Linked DNA regions of Mus musculus: all the other regions are linked to region 3. The links are chromatin loops, found by intact Hi-C in ENCODE. Cell type or tissue: left cerebral cortex. All regions are shown on one strand.

Region 1 (4,000 bases), 210 kb after region 3:
GTCTGGTGCAGTATTGTGTACTCTGGATATGACAGGGAGGCTTCACCCATGGTGCCTCAACACTATGGCTGTTTAAATGAGACCCAAACAAATCCCACACCAGTTTACATACCAGCATAAATAGGGAACTCACAGGGCCCCACCCCTAAATGAACGGCTACAACTGATGAAAAATTGCTGAGAGGCAGAGGGGTGGGGGAGGGAACAGGAGAGAGAGAGAGAGAGAGAGAGAGAGAGAGAGAGAGAGAGAGAGAGAGCGAGCGAGAGAGAGAGCACACACATGTGAACGAACGAAAGCCTTCCCCAGGGATGGGCTCCTTAACTGGTTATCCAATACCAAATGATCCACCCTAAAAACATACACATTGGAGGAAGCAACGCTAGTTGGTTTCAGCAGATATTTATATATTTATTTGTTGTAATATAAAAACACAATAATAATTCAAGAAAAAGAGGCCATGAATTTGAGACAGGATGGCAGGGGAGAGATATAGAAGGGTTTGGAAGGAGTGTAACAAAATTTAAAATAAAAATTAGAACAAATCTAAAAAATTAATGTATTTAATAATACATTTATAATAAAATTTAAACATGCAAAGAATTTCCCAAATTATAACAAATGACCATGGACTTTTTATAATTTAACAACTAAGAATGAGACAAGGTCACCATTCTGCAATTTGCACCTGATCCCAGGACTACCCTCACAATATGAGTAACATACAGAAAAACAGTAACGACACAAACTCCATCCTGAGAAGGGTGATGCTGTACAACCCCCTCGCCTGTAGTATGAGTCAAACGGTATCTGTGGGCTGCCTTCCTGGAGAACTGAGAGAGTGACAAGTAGCAAGCCAGAAACGTTGGATAAATCACTAGAGTTAGAGAAGAGATCCCAGCTATGAGGCTGGTGTCCTATGACACCCAAATATGTAAGGAGGCTGAGGATCGTTCAGAGAAACAGGCAGGATGCTTGTCCCTGATCTAAGAGGATTTTAAGTCCCTTTCACAAGAGCTTTAAGCGCAGTCTGGGAAGTAACTCTCATAACTACAGGCTCAGGGGCTCCAGCACTTACATATCTTCAGGGGCTTGAAAAATGGATCAGGAGGTAAAGTGTGATCCACAAAAGCATGCAGACCTGAGTTCAGATCCCCAGCACCCAGAGAAACAACCAGTTTTGGTGAAAAATGTCTATAATCCCAGTGCCAGGAAGGCAGAGGTGGTAGGATCCTTGGGAACTCAATAGCCAGCCAGCCAGTCTAGCAGGCTAATTGTGAATTCCAGGTCCAGTGAGAGAGCCAATCTGAAGCAGTGTCATCTCTCTGCTGCCTGTGATCACTTCTTCCAAGAACACTTGCTGTTGGCATCACAGAGGAATGCCTGCAACTTATAATCAATGTCTTAAAACCCGAATCACTGAACACTTCTTCCGTAACTGCCAGCCCAAACCTCAGACATGTTAAGAGGTCTTGACCTGCTTTAAAACCCTGGAGGGAGTAAACAGGTAAGAACCATTAACAGATTAAAGGGAACAACTGTCATGCATGGGCAGCCCAGAGAAGAGATCATTCCAACAATGACATCACCAGGGTGAAAGATGAAAGCACCTGTGTCTAATGGCCATACACAGTGATACACATCCAATCGGACAGAGTCAAGGCCCTCTTGAAAGCCATGGAAAGGGACATAAAATGTTTCTATACTCTGGGTGCAAAGGGCAAAACTCTATTTTTATTTGGTTCAATTTGTTAGTGGTGCCCTCAGTCACAACACTGCTCAGTCACCTGATACCAAGTTTATGTCCTCATTCGCTGTGTGAAGACAGAGAAACAGATATACTTAAGAGGATGGAGAGAGAACTCTGTAGTTACACCTTATGAATACTGTGTGCACAGTGGATGCGAGCTCAGTTCTTAGCACCTACAACAGGAATTTACAACATCTGTAACTCCAGCTCCAGGAATCTGACTCCCTCTTCTGGGCTGTATAGGCACTGATACTGCTGTATACATATTAACCCACCAAGGCACACACATTCACATAATTAAAAACAAGAAGAATGAATTTAGAAAAAAACCTCAAAGGTACATTTTATTGCTTACTATTAACAGTTCTACTCTGTGCACATTAATTATGTCATTTGGTTGAATATTCACAACTCTATTTGGCGGGTGGTGAAGTAGAAACAGAAATATCAAACACCCTGCCCAAGGTCACACGGCTAGTCACATGAATCATTCTGCCGCTTCGGACTTCATCACACATATTTCAGAGTGAAATTTTGACTGCATGTCTCAGAAGGAAAGAGATCCAGAACTGTTTAAATCAAAACAGAAAATGTATTCAGTGAGCTGACGTTTAAAAAACAAAAAAGAAAACCTTATACACACTCCAACAAGTTTCAGTACGCTTGCCAAAAGGGAAAGAAAAACCCAGCAAATTGATTCCAAGTTGCCTATAATTTCATTTATATTTAGAATATGAGCTGAGCAGGGTATGCGTATGCAATGAGAGAGAGAGAGAGAGAGAGAGAGAGAGAGAGAGAGGGAGGGAGTGTGTGTGTGTGTGTGTGTGTGTGTGTGTGTGAGAGAGAGAGAGAGAGAGAGAGAGAGAGAGTATGTGTGTGTAATACTCATGGTATTCAAAGCCTCCCCCAAACGTGCAAAGTTTGTTCCAATCCTTCTCTATTTTGCCTACTTTGAGAATCCTTTGCAATCTGCTTATGTAAATAGTGCTCTTCACTGCTGTTCCCATCTCTCAAATCTTCTGCATAGATTGGAAAACTGACAGACCTAAGCAGACATCTTTGGAACACAAAACCAGGAAGACATAAACAAATATCACCGGATCAAAAACAAAGGTTTCTTCAAAGCCCTTCAGCAAAGTGAGACAGATACAGCTGAAGAACTGAGAGGCAAATGCAAGCACTCTTGGATTAGCCCAAGAATGGGCAACTGCAGGTAACAACACATACCTCACCTGCATGCAAATACAGACTCCGTGATGCATGGACTACAGTATCAGTTTCATGAACAAGGACAACTTCTGGGTTTTCACCTTAGTTTACTAAAATCTCCACTATAGGACAGGGGAGCAAACAGAAGGTTCTGGAGGGAGGAGGGATACTGAAGCAAGGGACAGTGTTTAAAAACGAAACAAAACAAAACAAAACAAAACAAAACAGTTCTTCCTTGTTCAGCTAAAGGTAGGGAAACTTAGTCTTTTCAAATTCAACAGTCCATGATTTAATGATAAGGATTAGCTCATCTGTGGTGATTTCCACATTTCAAAGAGTTGTCAAAGGCAATTAATGAGAAAACAAACAAACAAACAAAAAAAAAACAGTATGGGACTCAACCTGATAGTGACTCACCTTCATTACAAACTTAGTGAAGCCGTTCTCATAAAAGGACCATGAGCACAACATAAACACTGTATCTCAAGTTGGGGAAGAGGGGCCAATCACAGAAACTGTAAATACATTACTTCCATTTAAAAGCAAGAGACTCGCCAACGTGGAAGTCAGTCCCTGAAATCGAGTACTACACGTGATGCCGTTGGACTGACACTGGAAACAGAGCCCGGCTTTGATGAGGGCTTGGCAACTCCACTAAGGATTTTGCAGGGTGATAACGGAACAATGTGGGATTGGAAACACATTCCGCAGAGGGGCATTTTTATCATAGCTGAGAGCGGGACAGACATCTGGTACTCATCTTCTCCATGTACGCTAATAACACGACAGCTCTTGAGATAAGCAAAGTAAGTTGATTTTACCAAGGCAACTTTTACAAAATGAGTAAGTTTTATAAGCGAAGCAAAGTTGACCCAGCACAAAAAAACAAACAAACAAAAAAACAAAAAACAAAAAACAAAAAAAAAAACCCAAAAACAAAAAACCCTTCCAAATCCTAATCAAGGATTCGCTAGTTATCAAATATGTCATTAAGTAATAAAAGCATTCCAAGAACTAAGGAGGTAAAAAGCAAAACAAAATGT
Region 2 (4,000 bases), 300 kb after region 3:
TATTAAATTACAAAAGAATAAAGCGTCAGTTGACAAGAGGGTGTATTATTTACTAAGTCAACCCACAAAGGTTCTTTAAATAAATTCTTTGTTCCTTTCCTTTTCTTTCTTTTTCTTTCTTTCTTTCTTTCTTTCTTTCTTCATCATCTTCTTTTTTTTTTACTTATTTCCTTTACATCATGCTTACTGCCCCCTTACCAGTTACCCCCTTCCATGATCATTCCTCCACCCTCTCCCCTCCTCCTCTGAGCAGGTGTGGACCCACTTGGTATCCCCCGACCTTTCAAGTCTTGGAGGGGCTAAGTGCATCCTCTCCTACTGAGGCCAGACAAGGCAGCCCAGCTAGAAGAACACATCTCATGTATAGGCAACAGCTTTTGGGATAGCCCCCCTCCAGTTATTCAGGACCCATATGAAAACCAAACTGTAATCTGCTACCTATGTGCATGTTTTTTGGTTGGTAGTTCAGACACTGAGAGCCCCAAGGGTTCAGGTTTCTTGACTCTGTTGATCCTCCTCTGGAGTCTCTCTTCTCTTTGCGGCTAGCTATCCCTCCTCCTATTCTGCCACAAGAGTCCCAGAGCTCCATCAACTGTTTGGCTGTGAGTGTCTGTCTGTCCGAGTCAGCTGCTGGGTGGAGCCTCTCAGAGGCTATTTGGAACAGTAGCACAAACATTGTATAACACCGTCCTTGAAAGAATCCAAGAATATATCCTAGGTTGACAAAAATAACATGGCTAGCTTACTGTCAACAAAAGAAATAAACAAAAAAGACAAACTGACTCACATCCCTGGATATTAGAATATTACTTCCGGGTTAGAGAAATGGCTGGGTGGTTGCAGACAATTGCTGTACTTGCTGCTCTTGCAAACACCCTGGGTACGAAGTCTGCTCAACAGGACCTGTATGGAGCCCCTCCCAACAACATCACTAATCCAGCGCCACAGGATCTGACGCCCTCTTCTGGACTCTAAGAGCAACTGCATGCACATGGCATACACTTACAGACAGACCCAAAAAAACAGCAAAAAAATGCAAAACTTTCCCTGTTAACATCTAAAAGACAAGTTTTCCAGATCCTTTCATGTTGAAAATTATTCAAGCCCTGGGCCATTGACTACAAAATCATACAACCTTGAGGACAGACTCGGGAATCACACTGACTCTGATGCCTGCCTGATAGAGCTTTTTTTGTTTTTTGTTTTTTTTAAAGGTAAATAGCAAATAAGCACACATAAAAGCAACCAAAACTGTCTGTATTTACTTTTCCCTGAAAAAAGGATATAGATGATACAACGCATTCTTTGAGTACACGAGGAGCAGAGATATAAGGTACACGGGTGGCTGGCTTCATTCCTTGGGTCTCATAACATAACATAGTTAGGAGGAACCTGCTGCGGACTGAACTAACTCCATATTGACAGGATGAATGTAAGGGGGGGAAATCTACAAACAAGAATAAACCCCCAGATGCTAATGAAAAACATAGACCCTACTAGATCAGCATTTTAACCTCAGACACAGAGAGACATATGCATAGGGGGTAACAAAAAGAAAAATACACATGACAACATTTACAGTTAATACATTTAAGAGAGACAGTGTGGTTTTCTTCTTTCTATGCCCCTCTCCACCAGTCTTTGAATCTAGGAGCTAAGCAGAAGTTTTCCTCTTCAGTAGCCTGTAGATGGTGCTACGAACCTGTTTTTCTTTCGCGGAGAACTGCAGTTTCATCACCAGAGGAAGCTAATTTATATATCCCATTTCTTGTACAGCTTAGAAAGGTGAATGGGGATACCATACCTTCTCACAGGTCACTGAAAAGGGCTACCTGGATAACTAGCTTCAGAAAATGGATATAATCATCCTTTTAATTGTGCACAATAACCAGTGATTGCTACCTTCCAGGTGGGATGACAGAGAAAGGCTCAGAGGTGACTGCAGCTGCTTCAGATACAAGCTCACTCTGTTCCACTACCCCATGGAATATGTGACCACGGCTTGATATTTGCCTGTCCTAAACTGTTCTCTGCAGCAAGCGGTGACAGAGAAATTTAAACACAGACAGATCGCTGTACCAAGCTGTCCTCAAAGGTCAGTGAAATCTTAGGTTTCTTTTCTTTTCTTTTGTTTTTTAAATATGTAGTTTATTTTGAACATACGCGTATTGTGTTCGAGTTCAAGAAAGCACATCTGTAATGGGCTGTTTTAAAACTCACCTTTTTAGGGCTGGGACAGTGCTTGCCTTGCAAGCATGAGAACCTGAGCTCAATCTCTAGCACCCACAGGAAGTTAAGCAGGGTGCTGAATGCTCCTCATCTAACACAGGGGAAAGGAACACAAGATGATCCCGTGGGCTTCCTGACCAGCCTGCCTGGGCTAATTAGGACAGCACTATTCCCAGTGAAACCCTACTCCAAAAGGCAAGGTGAGTAGCCCCTAAGGAACACCTCCTAATGATGCCTCATCTTGGTTGTCAGATACAACCCAAGAAGCTGGGCACTCGGGTCAGGGACTTTCTTGACTGAATCAATTTAGGTGAAAAGACCCACCCTAAATCTCAGCCATCCTTCTACTGGCAGCCCACATAAACATAACTGACATGGAAGAAGACACCTTCAGCTCTTTGCCTGAGTGCTAGCAACTCTTGCTATCAAGTTCATCTGCACTGTTATTGAAGCATTCCTTTGCTGGCATTGCAACTGATTTCTTCAGGATTCACTTAAAGACTGTATTGGGAGCTCCTTAAAAGAAGAGATGAGCGTTGCTTCTCAGTGTCTGACAAGAATGGATTTGGCACTTGGCAAGCACTGGATAAAGAGTAAATAAATTATCACACTGAATTAGGGAAAATCAATACCTTAAACAATCAGTTCTCCCTTGAATTACACTCACATGAAACACACAATGAACTGACTAGAAGATTTTAAACTGTAGGATACATAAAGGGAAAGTTCTCTAACCCACTTAGATACCTATCTATAAGTAAGCAAACAAGACTTTAGCTATTGATAACGGACATTAAAAAGTTGGATGGGCATGGAAGACCATGAAAGAGGTAGAGATAAGACTCCTGGAGAAGATGGCTAGCCAGGTTTTATAACCACTGAGGTCTGGCTTCAGTGAACGAACTTACTTCAAAAATAAACTTGGAGAATGACCAAGGAAGACATTGGACTTAACTTTGGGGCTAGACACCCATCTTTATACATACCTGAACACATGTAACACTGCATGCAAGTACATAAACACAACTACATATTGAAAGAGGAGGAGGAGGAGGAGGAAGAAGAAGAAGAGGAGAAGGAGGAGGAAGAGGAAAAGGAAGAGGAGGGAGAGGAAGAGGAAGAGGAGGAGGAGGAAGAGAAAAGCAAAGGCCAGGTGAGGTATTCAGTTGTTAAGACCGTTTTCTTACTATGCATGAACCAGGCATAATGGTACATGCACACTGGAGGTATACATGTCACTCATGTACATGTCACAAGTCAGGAAGATCAAGAGTTCAGGGTCATCCTCACCTATGCCAGAAGGAGATACATAAGTCCCTGCATAAAAAACAATCAAAAGAAAATCAAAACAAAATTATTAAAATTGAGTGATGATCAGAATCTGAAAACACTGGCGCATGTATTGACTGTTAGAGTATGGGTCCCACTTGTACAGAAGTGTCATTACAGAGAAGCTAAATGGCAATGATATAAACAACATCAACAAAGGCAAAGCTGAGAGATCACCTGCCAGGCAGCAGCCTCTCCATATGTATACCAGCTTTTATAATAATCAAAAGGTTTATGGGTAGCTCAAGTGCATTTTACATATGAGGACAGACACCGAGGAGATGACTCAGCAGAGTGCTGCTGTTCTTTCAGAGGACCAGACTTTGTTACCCACTACACATGTCAGGCAGCTCATAACCAATTATAACTATGCCTCTAGGGGCTCTGAAACCCTCTCCTACCTTCTGTGAGGACTGTATTTACATACACACACTCTTCCACA
Region 3 (4,000 bases):
TTCCAGTCACTCTACAGTGGAAAGGATGGAGAGAACACATTAGACACGGAGAAGGCTTTTGGACTTGACAGCTGTCTAAGAGTCTCTCCATTTATACTAGAACAGAGAAGGAAGAAGTTGCATATGAAATGATGCCAGAGACCAGTCTCCTAAACAGCCTGCAAACAGCCTAAAGGCTCACCAGACAGGTGGGGTTGTGTGTGCACTGCACTCATAATACTAAACATCATTAAGGAAGATTTTAAAAAAATAAATTCAAAATGGATCAGAGATTTAAGTGCAAAAAATGGTAGGCCATACCTAGAGAAAAACACAGCAAAAACCCTTTATGTCTGGCATAGATTTGGTCCCGGGAGAATAATATATAAAAGAAAAGATGGGTGAATTAGGTTTCATTAAAATAAAAATATGTAAAAAAAATAAATAAATAAAACGTAAAACCAAAACCCAACCTAAACTAAACCAAACCAAACTAAACAAAAGGCAGGGTGGCAGTATACAGTAAACACTTTTAATCCCAGCACTCGAGAGGCAGAGGCAGACAGATCTCTGAGTTCAAAGCCAGCCTGGTCTATCTACAGAGTGAGTTCTAGGACAGCCAGAGCTACACAGAGGGAAAAAAAAAAATATATATATATATATATATATATATATATATATATATATATATATATATATATACATACATACATACACATACATTACCAAGCAAATGAAGATTCCAGAGATCAGGAGAAAAGCATTTGCAAAATGTTCACCCACATTCTTGTGTATCCAGAACTGTATACAGGACATGGCAGGACTCTGGCACTGATGATCTTACAGAACGTGTGTATGTGTGTGTGTGTGTGTGTGTGTGTGTGTGTGTGCATGTGCAGTTGTATGTAGATGAATAGAGGCCAGAGCAGGATACTGGGTATCCTGCTATACTGCTCTCCATTTTCTTCCCTTGAGACATGGTCTGACACTAAACAGCTGGCATCCAGTAAGTCCCAGTGATCCTCCTGTCTCCACAGTCCATAATGGTGGGGTTACAGACCTATCGAGCTATGTCTACCCTTTTATGTAAGTTCTGGGGATTTGAACTCAGGTCCTTAGGCTTGTCCAGCAAGTACTTTTCCCCACTGAGTCATTTCCCAAGCACATAGATTAAAATTTTGTCTTAAATTAGCTCCCTACTCTCTGTGTATGTGTGGTGTGTACATGTGCATGTGTCTATATGCATGTGCACAAATGTGTCCATACCAAGGTGCACATGTGTAGGTCTTAGGACAACATGATGGGGTTGGTTTTCTTTTTCCATTATGTGCATCCAAGGAATCAAACTTATGTTGTCAGGTTCATTTGCCCACTGGCCTATTCCACCCGTGTGTGTGTGTGTGTGTGTGTGTGTGTGTGTGGCTATGGCACGCAGTTCCAGTACTGAGCCATATTCCTAGCCCTTATTATTAGCATAAACACTGATAATGATATGTAGGGTCAAAAGCAACTAAGAGGCTTGGCCTACCACTGAAATTTGAGCAACAACACACATATGTGCACGTATATGTGCATACACATGCACACATGCCAAAGCCAGGTGTAAATTCTTAAGGGAATGGAAAATAGCTGTCCTTTCAAAACAACTAAGAAAACCTTAGGGAGACAGGTATCATGCAATAACAACCAACGAGCCTGTTTGTGGAGCAGCTTTGAGAGGCAGCTGCTGATTCCTAAATGAATAGAACAGGTTCTCAACCCTTGCTTTTCTTCTCTGTTGAAAAGATGTCAAGGTGAATCCAGAAAATGCTTCAAGCTGCTGCTTGCCTTGAGGTGTCACGGGCTCACCCTCTGTCTGTTCTTGATAAAGAGACAGCCCCAGTGCAAGAAAAGAGCAGCAAAGTGAAGAAGAAAAGAGACAAATTGGATGCTCAACAACCAGGCTTTCAAAGGAGACAAGCACTGAAGGCTGAACGGGGAGTGTGAGCTGTGAATTACAGAAACCAAATTCTTTCAAAAGCAGAACATATTTGTCGATTATTTTTCTTGGCACCGGGGAGCCAGACGAGAACAAGGAAAGAGCAAGATCCCAGCCCCCACCTTTAAAATTATGCATAGGCGCGCATCGGTGTCTCTGTGTGGGCATGTGCAGGCAGTGCGGTGCTTGAGGAGGCCAGAGAAGAGCATGGGTATGCTGGAACGAAAGTTAAAGGCAGTTGTTAGCTGCTCAACAAGGGTGTGGGAACTGAACTCAGGTCCTCTGGAAGAGATCTCCTTAAGCACTCAGCTAGCTCTCTAACCCCCAATTTCTCTTTTATGATCCCATGTGCTGTCTTCTCCATGACAACAGTGCCAAGAAGGTAAAGGAGGCATATCATGTGGGATACAGCCTGACAGAGGACTGAATGCTAAACAAGACTCTATCCTTAGCTTTCTGCCATTCACAAGAGCCAAGCACCCTGCAGGTTACTTCCTGGGACTCCTAAAATTGTCAAAGTTAACCTGGGGTCATGTTTCAGGACAAACCTCACCTGTGGAGCAGATGAACCCCAGAAGGCAGGGCTCTGAAGCTGGCCACTCTGGCGAGGACTGCTGGCTGGCAGGACACCATGTTCCTCCCACCCTTGTCAGTAGACATTTCCTGGGGAACTCTAGAAGCCAGTTCTCAGAGAAGACATATGGTGCTTACTCAGTATGGAAGAGTGCTAACGAGACCAAATGAGATGGGCGAGGGGAAAAGCTGACAGGAGGTGAGAACCAGCCTGGAGGACAGAGGTGGGCTGCTGCCTCTGTAAGGAAAAGCCCAGCTCCCAGCCGAGGGCTCTTCTCCTTGGTGGTGAGAACAGCTGTACTGGCAAACCTCGTCACCCCATCCTCCACGGTTCTGAGTCACCCAGAAACTGGTCTCTCCTCTAATCCCACCATAAAACAAGAAACTGACACTCTCACATGAGGCCTGTCGTTGGAAGGGTGAATGGCTTCTAAAGATTACAGGAAGAGGGCAGGGAGGACAGCACAGTGGGCAAAACATTTGCTAGACAAGCTTGAGGCCATAACTTGCTATGCATTCAAGGACGAGCTTGAATTTCTGATCCTCCTGCCTCCACCTCCCTAGTGCTGGAATTACATGTATATGCTACCATGCCTGGTGTGTTAAGTGCTCGTGGATGGCACCCAGGGCTGTACATTCTAGACGAGTTCTCTGTTAGTAGAACTGTATTCCCAGCACATCAAAATATGTGTTTAGTCTCTAGAAAGCACATAAGCAAGCTGGGCATGGTGGTGTGTCCTTGTTATCACCATGCTAACCTGCAATGCTGCAGAAGCAGAGATGGGCTTCCCGAAGCTCAGTGGCGAAGGAGCCTAGTCTGTCTAGTCCACATGAGCTCCAGGTCAGAGACCTTGCCTCAAAAACAAGGTGGTAAGTGAGTTAATAAGACATCTGGCCGTGACACACAGCTGTACACACACACACACACACACACACACATACACACACACGCACACGAGCTCGAGCAATGTCTGGAAGACAGCAAGTGGCCAAACAATGGTGGGGTTGTCAAAGCTGGAGTGTCTCCACACAATCTTATCAGAAGGACCAGCCACAGTTAGCAGGCGGAAGCAGGCGGAGCACGCATTGGTTGGTTTTCAAAATATGTTATTTCCAATACTCAACAGATGTTCTTTGAATTCTGATGTGAAAATACAGGCTTTTTTATTTATTTTTTTCACTGACAGACTCAAAGTACACTTAATATAATAATCTCGCAAAGTCCAAAGATTATCTCACAGTTTGGAAAATACTATGTTGAGTCATTAGTCCCATGACTCAGTATTTTCAAAACTCACCAGATAAATATGGTATGCTAAGACTTCCTGGTAACGACCTTCTATTTTTGCAAGAAAAAAAACACAGCAAGACTTCCCAGAAGCCTCAATTAAATCTGGAAAATGTTTGTAAGATATTCGCAGGCACAAAACTCGAAACATGCGCAAATGTTTTCGGAGATTATGGCTCTGG

The links. A loop is a pair of places that touch in the nucleus more often than their neighbours do. Peaks named below come from ENCODE experiments on the same cell type or tissue, not always from the same donor. Only the 100,000 strongest peaks of a DNase experiment are listed, where the experiment ranks them.
Region 1: it touches region 3 in a loop (7-fold over the local background); 4 of 42 quality-filtered maps call a loop at or near these places.
Region 2: a loop joins it to region 3, with 2.3 times the contacts of the local background. A loop is called at or near these places in 2 of 42 quality-filtered maps.

What each region holds. Positions count from the first base shown.
Region 1 is chr5:132,025,593-132,029,592 of GRCm38, forward strand. The region is part of intron 4 of Auts2 (autism susceptibility candidate 2); the gene reads right to left. Among named protein-coding and RNA genes, the nearest start is that of 4930563F08Rik, 150 kb to the left of the region's middle. In left cerebral cortex, a CTCF peak has its summit at 1,987 (motif pointing left); DNase peaks (open chromatin) are centred at 807, 1,909, 2,439, 2,719 and 1 more place.
Region 2 is chr5:132,114,137-132,118,136 of GRCm38, forward strand. All of the region lies in intron 2 of Auts2 (autism susceptibility candidate 2), which reads right to left. Among named protein-coding and RNA genes, the nearest start is that of 4930563F08Rik, 240 kb to the left of the region's middle. In left cerebral cortex, CTCF peaks have their summits at 973 (motif pointing left) and 1,689 (motif pointing right); DNase peaks (open chromatin) are centred at 1,718 and 3,855.
Region 3 is chr5:131,810,807-131,814,806 of GRCm38, forward strand. All of the region lies in intron 4 of Auts2 (autism susceptibility candidate 2), which reads right to left. Among named protein-coding and RNA genes, the nearest start is that of 4930563F08Rik, 67 kb to the right of the region's middle. In left cerebral cortex, no CTCF peak of the experiment used is centred here; DNase peaks (open chromatin) are centred at 2,107, 2,699 and 3,608; H3K27ac peaks cover 1,836 bases.